Linked DNA regions of Homo sapiens: regions 1 and 2 are each linked to region 3. Evidence: chromatin contacts called from ENCODE Hi-C data. All regions are on one chromosome and are shown on one strand. The core of a region is the stretch at or near the end of the contact, and the rest is flanking DNA. Distances in the headings are between cores, read along the strand shown.

The links. Hi-C counts contacts between places; a loop is a spot of excess contacts on that map. Pooled maps may share reads with other maps.
Region 1: a loop to region 3 is called in a map of OCI-LY7, with 3 times the contacts of the local background. The contact joins the promoter of LINC01159 here to the promoter of LINC01831 in region 3. A Hi-C loop is called at or near these places in 4 of 168 maps with a recorded cell type or tissue (Caco-2, OCI-LY7, naive thymus-derived CD4-positive, alpha-beta T cell and 1 more), 3 of 37 single-sample maps with no recorded cell type and 9 of 50 pooled maps.
Region 2: a pooled map shows a loop between it and region 3 (4-fold over the local background). The contact joins the promoter of PANTR1 here to the promoter of LINC01831 in region 3. A Hi-C loop is called at or near these places in 3 of 168 maps with a recorded cell type or tissue (MCF 10A, heart right ventricle and psoas muscle), 2 of 37 single-sample maps with no recorded cell type and 10 of 50 pooled maps.

The regions. Positions count from the first base shown.
Region 1 is chr2:104,871,162-104,873,861 of GRCh38, forward strand. It overlaps LINC01159 (long intergenic non-protein coding RNA 1159), which reads right to left and starts at 1,434. Exons shown (of 2, transcript NR_110373.1): 1 at 1,085-1,434. It also overlaps a transcript of POU3F3 not described here. RefSeq lists an enhancer at 1,115-1,840 and a silencer at 2,146-2,255.
Region 2 is chr2:104,850,112-104,852,811 of GRCh38, forward strand. PANTR1 (POU3F3 adjacent non-coding transcript 1) reads right to left here and starts at 1,365. Exons shown (of 4, transcript NR_037883.1): 1 at 1,201-1,365. RefSeq lists an enhancer at 1-969 and a silencer at 2,350-2,399.
Region 3 is chr2:104,412,661-104,415,360 of GRCh38, forward strand. LINC01831 (long intergenic non-protein coding RNA 1831) reads right to left here and starts at 1,371. Exons shown (of 2, transcript NR_135589.1): 1 at 1,299-1,371; 2 at 1-9. RefSeq lists an enhancer at 2,230-2,700.

The DNA.
Region 1 (2,700 bases), core at 184-2,683, 460 kb after region 3:
ATCCCAATTCTGCATCCAAACCAAGTACCATATATTGTGTAACCACCATCATCAGTTACACTTTGCGTAACTTGGCAGAGCCAGAAAGGAAGACTCCATTATTTACCAGCAGTAGCAATAAACTTTCTGAGAAAAATAAGTTCAACATTGACCATGAATACCTACTGGAGAACTCTTTGAAAACATTACCTGTTTTTTTTTAACCTCCTATTTTGGGGAAGGAGTGCGGTAAAAATATTAGGTAGCAGAATTTTAAAACAGCTTGATTACCTCATTTGGGTTTGGAGTCCTCAACTCCAGTCATTAGTAATAAAGTCATTAATAGTCATAATTGGTATTTAATTGCTTGATCTGATTGGTGCTTTATTCCTGATTCCATTTAGTTTCATGGAGAGGTACAGGTGGTGCAGTCAGTAAACGGAAGCCAGCCATTTGCAGGCAACTTTTCAAGCATAAGGGAAAGTACTTTTGTTATATTTGCAGACATGTGTCTCACACATTTCCCCCCTGCTTTTGGTAAACTATCTAAGAATAAACATTACAGATCTGGGCTTTAATTTCTCCAGATGGGATCATAAAGTACCTAGGAGGTGTGTGTGTATATATATGTGATATAGAATTGAGGTCACATGGCTGCTGTTCACACTGCAAGTCAAAAAGAAACTCAATGCTCAATGCGAACGCAGAAAGAACTCAACAACTGAACCGCCAGTGGAATCCAGTATCTGGGCAAGTTCACTTTATTCCTTCGCAGGAAGAGGGTCAGCGACGGCCAGCGAAAGTTTCCCCCGCTCTTTGAAGAGGGAGGTGACAAGACCTGCCAGACCTTCCCACGCGCGGGCCGCCTGGGTTCTGGGGCTTTCGTGACGTCTTCCCTCATCGCGCTCCCCACCCCCGAACACACACACACAGACACACACACACACACACTCTTCCTTGCTCGGGAAACTTGGCTTCAACCTGGCTCCCCCTTTCAAAACCCCCTGGAGAACTTCCCCTGCAGGGATGCCCTGCGCCCGCCGGCTGCGCCCTCCCTCTCCTCAGCCCTGCTCCTCCTGTCCGCTCCCCGGCGTTCTGGACTCACCCGGCACGGTCCTTCCATTCCACATACAGACAGGAAACCGGCCTCTTCGGGACAACATTTGAAACCACATTTTATCAACATCATCAAAGACCAGAGCACACACTTCGGGCTCTGAGCTCTGGAGCCCGCTTCTTGCAGAAAACCGGGTATGGGGGAAGGGCTGCAGGGGCGAGAAATCCTGCTTCCAACTGCGATTTCAGCTTTCTTATGGAAATGAACGCGACGGCCCGTTCGCCCCGAGCCTCCCTCCCGTTCCCAGCCCCTCTTCAGCTTACCCTTTCCTCCCGCTAACCCCCGCCCTCCCGGTCCCCGAGTTCCCGCGGCGGCCAGGCTGGTGGGGACGCACTCGCTCTGCGCCCGGGTCTCGGCGCGCGCGGAAACCCAGGCCGCGGGCTCCCCTCCGCCCCGCCGGCCCGCGTGCAGCATTAAATATTCATAGGGATGCTACTTTCTTAAAGGAGAACCTACCGCGCGGGAAAGTTCACAGCCAAGGAGAGGCACAAAAGAAGGTCTCCGCGCTGGTTCTCAAGGGCGAGGAGACGCATCCCTTCTTGACAGTGCGCCTCCAGACTGGCATTAAGGAGAGGACTAGGGAATGGGATCACCTATCGTCAAGTCACTTATTTTAGAGGGGTTTGGAGAAGAGGTGAACTTGGTGGTGGAGAGAAAGCGCGCTCCCTAATCACCTGTTAAACAGTTATTTTAAAATTAGCTGTCGCATCTGACGCCCTAGGGTCCCCAAGGGCCTTTTCATAAGGGAGTCTGTTTAACTTCACTGGCTTTGGGAGCGAGAAAGTTTGCCCTTTGTTTCTGGAAACACGCCCACGCAGTACGCTTAGGTAACCTTACACTGAACAATTTCCTTGGAGCGGCTAAAACCGCAACAACCAAACTTGCACCTGCGCCATTCTCTTAAAAACAGGGCAGCGGCTGTGAGCGCTGGGCCGGTAAGTAAGGGCAGAGAAAGGGGCTGTCGTGTGCGTCCCAGCTCTCCGACCCGCACGTCCGGGACCCCTTTCCGCCCGCGCACCGCGGTCACTTGCAGCCGGCGCTGGCTGCTTGAGCCCGCGGCCGGGTCGCCCGGCTTCTCTCCGGGAGAGTGGCCAGGGCCTAGGCGCTCGCTCAAGAGGGAGAGCGAAGGGAAAAGAAGAAAGTTCTCCGCCGGCCGCGCGCAGCTCCTCCCGTGAGCGCGCCCCAGCCCTGGGCCGGCCCGACCCGACCCGCGACGGGGCCACGCGTAGTGCCAGGCAACTCCTGTGCCCTGTGGCCAGCCCCGCGCGCGCACTCGCACTCACACACACTCATACTCACACCCCACGGTTCTTTTTGTTCCGGGCCAGGAGCACTTTCACAAGTGGTTAGAAAGTCTTGGGCGCCATCTAACGGGAGCAGCAAAAAGTTGACGCTGGGTGGAGGTTAGGCCCGACAGGAGCCCAGGATGGGCGGAGGAGATCCTCTCTCCCACTCTCTGCACTCCTGGGTCTTGACCCCCTGCTTCCCAATTACCACCACCAAAAACATACACACACACTCGAGAACTGAGGGGCCTCCGGAAACCTCCTTGCCCAGGGCCTGAGGGCAGCCCTGACTGCCCGCTCGGGGACCCTCCCCTGAGC
Region 2 (2,700 bases), core at 115-2,614, 440 kb after region 3:
AAAGCAACGCTGCCAAGCACGTAAACAAGGAGTGGAAAACTGGCGATTCTGAGCCCCCTCCCCAACTGAAACCTCTTCCTCCCTCGTTACAAACCGTTTCATTGATTTGGCATCAACTGTTTCCAAATAAATTACCAATTCTAAATTGCAAGGTGTTCTGTGTAAAAAAGTGCAATAAAATTCCAGCCATTGGATTCTCCCCCCTCATCATCACAGACGCAGCTTCCCTTAAAAGAACAAAACCAAGAAGCTTTTAAAATTTTCTCCGGCCTATTTCACTAAGGTAAGGCACTCAAATGGGCCTGGACTTGGCCTAGCTATGTCCTCCGGCCATGTTTATCTAATTAACTGCACCTAGCAATAACTGCACCCTCAATTTTTACAAAACCCAGGAACAGTGGCAAGGAGGGGACAAGTGAGGCTGTCAAAAATAGAAAACAAAGTGAAATCCAGTCTGCGATGCTAAAGCTCCAGCCTCCTTTGGGAATGAAGTGTAGGGATGTCCTGGTTAGTTTTGATTGATCACCCTCTTTCTGATGGGCTTTCACTACCGAGCTGGGAGGCTGCAGCTCCCCGCCTGCTCCCCAGACACAGCATTAACCAGGGGTGCCCTGACTTCCTGCCTCGCTTCCTCCTCCTCCAGCTCTCCGCCTTCCCTTTGCCAAGTCCCCCTCCTCACTCCATCCTCCTGCTCCCAGCATGCGTCCCCCCACCCCAATCCAGGCAGGCACACACAATTCAGGACATCACCACTGGCTACAGAAATAGGGTTTCTTCCCCTCTAGTCCTGATTCTCTGGGAAAAATAAAAAATCCCAATCAAGAAATATTTATATACTGCATGCTTAATAATCACTTCTTTTCCAGGGCTTCTTCCCCCTCCTCCCACCCCACCTTCACGATCAACAATTACAATGAATAGCATTTTCCCCCCACCCCTCCAAAGTAAAGTGGCTTTTGCTGTGTGGGGCTTTGGACTGAGTCCATCTTTTTATGTAATATTTTAGCAGGGTTGGATTTTTTTAACTCCCCCCCAACACATCTTCCCTTCCTTCCTTCCTTCAGACAGTTGCTCTGTGAACCCTCTCTTGTCCCAAGCAATGAAAATAAGCTCCCAAACCTACAAGAACATAAATAAATAAGCCAAAAAGGAGGGGAAAAAGAAGAGGAAAGCAGGGAAAGAAAATGAAAAAACACTTACCGAGCAAACTTCCAGGGTTAGGTTTTTAAATAAAAGGTGTTTTTTAATTTTTTTTCAAATAAGGTGACTGGGTTGGGGGTGGAGGGGAAGGCATATTCTCAACTCTCCAGCACCGATGCGTCCTTAGCCTTCCCTTCACACTGACGCCTCGAAGCCCAGCTCTCCACTAGTCTATTATTTTCACCAAAATATATGAAAATGTATGCAAATGAAAATCAGCACTAACTGTTCTCCCCTTGTTATATACTTTGGATTTTTTTTTTCCAGACAAAACAATCACACTCGCAAAGGGAGGGGGCGGATGGGGTGGGGCAGCGTGGAGGGGGGAGAGAGGCCGGGGAGCGATTCGAGAATTAAGTACGACGAAAGGGGGGGAGGAAGAAGGGGACAGACCTCGGAACAGAAGTGTGTTTCTGTTATCGAGGAGCACAACGTTTTGGGGGGCTTCCCATACGCGCACACACACCCTCTTGAAAAGAAAGAAAGTGGATCTGTTTGCAGAGGCGCTATCACGTTTCATCAGGCCACCTGAGACTGCTTTTGAAAGCGTGTACTGTGAAATTCATAGCAGTAATTTAGACAAAATCCTCACTGTATATTAATGAAAGGCGGCCCCATGGCTCTGTTCCTATCCTCCCCATTCAGTGTAAACAAAACCACGAGACTCTCTCGGTTTTTGAGCCGGATCCAAGCAAAATCGGCAGGAAAGGAAAACACGGGGTGCTGGCACCGACTATTCAAACGTCTGCACCTGGAGATCTCAGATTGATTCAATGAAATCTGTGTTCCATCTTTTATATATACATATACGCATACGTAAATATAAAAAGCAACCTTTGGGGGCCGCAGAGGAAAAAAATCCGTTCTGTTTGGGGTTTGGTTACCACCGCCTTTGGTATCTATACCTTGGCAATAATGGCTTTGCTAAAACCTACCTACGATGGTATCTCACCCGGCAAGCAGGAGCTGGACAAGAGCCTACATAAATTCTACGCGTCTAGTGTTAATCTTGAGATCACGCGGGGGCTGCCTGGCTGCGGCTGGGCAGGAGAACTCCTGCTTTCACTGAGTTCACTTAACTGCGCTCGGCAGAGGCACGATACAGCGGGAGAGAAGGGCAGGCCCGTTCACATTTTAATCGGAGCGCACCGGCGGCCGCTCCTCGGCTGCGTCCTGGGCTGCCGCTCGGGCTCGGGACTGCCAGATGCAGGCTCTGGCTGGGGGCGGCGGGCGCAAGCGGGCGCACCCGCAGCTAGGGGTGCGGGGTGCACGCACACGCACGCTCATTAAGAGCCATGTATTTATTGAATGTCCGAGTTGGGTTAGTTCATTGGAAATCCCCGAGGAGGGCTCAATTTGCCCTTGTTTTCGTTGCCACTTTCTCTTTTTTCTTGGTTCGCTGAGGTTCCTCTGTGCAGCGTTTCCGCTTGGCCGCGTCCCCCCACCCCACCCCACCCCACCCCCGCTTCTCTCGCCTACCGGGTGCACTCCCCCTCCCAT
Region 3 (2,700 bases), core at 121-2,620:
AGTAGGTTTCTGAAAAAGACAAACAGTGATGTGGTCAGATTTAACCAATTTTCTTTTAGTGAATGCTTTGTAACAAAGTAAAAACTTAATATGGGCAATTCTGTGCTTCCTCTGTCCTTTAGCATGTGACATGACATTTTTATTGGGGCAAGTGGCTCTGTGTATTATGGTCTTGTGTTACTCTCCACCATGTGTTTCTCTCCATATCAATTTCTTTTCCTTTCTCATCTGCTCATATCCAAAATAGAAGCTAAAAAGAGAAAGGAGACTTCCATCTCCCATTATTTTCTTCCTTGCATTTTTTTTTTCTGGCATCCGTTCTCCTAAGTTTCACTCCTTTTCCTTACCTTTTCCTCCCTGATGTCCATGGTGGTATTTGCTATGCTATGCTTTCAACAGGTGGATGATTTTATAGGACTAGCAACTTACAGTTTTCATTTATTTTCCAGGTCAAATAAAGCAAAAACAATATGAGAACAAATTAATAAATGCATGATAGTATGGCATCCAGAGCGATTTCATGTAGATTTTGCCACCCTTATAGAAGTATTTTTGAGTGTGATAAGCTCTGAAATTTTATAAAATTCTTGCCAAAGGTAAAAATAATATGTAGTGATGACATTCCCTTTTCACAAATGCACATATTGTAGAACCTGTGCCTAGCCACAGGATCTCACAATCTTTTGGGATTGGCAATTCACACAGTGCAAAATCCCATTTGCAACATAGCTTTCCCCAATCCCATGGGATTCATTGTGAGAGCATTTTAATATAATAGTTTTCTTACAGTTGAGAACTCTGGAAAGATAGCCCCTAGTCTAAGACAGAGGAACATTCAGCAGTTGTGATAATGAATTGATAGCATAAAAAAATAGTTTACCTTTTACATTTTTATCCTGCATGTGCATTTCTTACCTACTTTTCTCTACATTTTTGTGATTTCTTCTATTAGAAGGGCACAGGAGCACAGACTTTGGATTGCTACCGCATTCATCTATTTCTTTTAAAGACAAGAACTGGAATCATACTCCTTTAAGAATAATAGGTGTGCCCCTACCCACATCCTAGGAAATCCACTTCACTTCTTCCAACTTGTAATAAAACAACGATTTATGAATATTGTCTCCTTTTTCGGTAGACACCTCTTTTCCCTGCTAAGGGTTGCTTGAAGACAGATCAATGTTCCAATTTAATTAAAGTGAACCCCCAAGGCCCAGCCCCAGCTTTTTTTTTTTTCATTTTTATTTTCAGAAGTATCGAGTTCACAAGAAAGTGATTCTTTCAAAAATGGTACGTACGTTTCCAGGAAGAAATACCAGACGGAGTTCCGTATGCTTGCCTTCCACAGAGAGCTCACACTTCAAAATGTCCAGTGATCTCCGAAAACTGAGCAGACCAAGAGTGTCAGCTTAATTATTGACTAAATATCGATGACAATACTAACATTGACATGTGGACAGGAGGAGTAAGAGATGTGAAAAATACAAAGATGACACAGAAGCCTCGTTGACCCAGAACTAGACCCTTTCCCAACTGTGAACACCAGGCTGGAAAATCATAGATCATTCTTAGAGCAGTCATCACTTTTAAAGACAAAGTTTTGATATAAAGGAGAAAGAATCTCTGCTCTCTATGTTTAGTGGTTATTCAGGGGTTTTGACGTGAACTCTTTCAAGAGAGCCTCCCTTTTGTAATCACCAGGATTTGTGGTTTGCACAAATCTTTTCAAATCTTGTCATCGTCACACATACTTACACATTTAGATCTTTACACAGCTGTAAGTCATAAACAAAAACAACAGAACTTTTTTTTGGGGGGGGGAATAGTTCAAATTAGAGCACACTTCAAATGAAAACAATCAAATGCAAATGAAAAAGTTTAGTTCATGTATAAGAAAAAAGGTGAAGCCAACCAGGTGTGTTTTGCCTGGTTCTTTTTTGTATAAACAGATCGTTTTTTTTTGTATAAACAGATAACTGACTTTTAAACCCGCAGACCACAACATTTTAATTCAGTCATTGTCATTTGGAAAAAAAAAAAAAAGGATGAGGAAAAAGCCACAGACAAATTAGGACCAAAAGTAACCAATTAGGACAAAAAAAAGTAACCAAATTTAGCAATTTAAAAAATTGGCTTTTTTTTGGTAGATGAATTATCCTCATCCGTGATATACATTTAAGAATGAAACTTACATTAGCCCCTTAAAGTGGTCCTGCGACTTTAATTATTCACAAAGTACACAAATTTAATGAGTTTTTAAATATTAAAACTCTTCTCTATTGTCACTACGGTGAGCTCTTAATTTACAGAGCAATTAAGTCAGGACCCTCATTTATCAGGACATGTGCGTTTGTTGAAAATGTAGTCAGTTTTTATTCATTGATGCTATGGAAATACTGAGGTGAAATTAATGTGTGCCTTCAGAGGTCGTGCCGGTGGTGGTGGGGAGGTAGCAAGGAGCAATACGTGAGATAAATAAGTAACTGCTATTCCCCGATTTCTCTAGAGATTGCTGAAATATTAAGTGGCACAATGGTTATCGTTCTCAGCCAAAATGCTTGCAAGAAAATGCCCCCTGAGTTGTTCTCTGGCAAACATCTGTCATGGGTAGTAGCTGAGAAACAGGGAAACTTCAAAGCAGTACTTTCTGATGATTAGCAGAGTGTTGAGTGTAATGTTCTTACATTTTAATGCAAACCA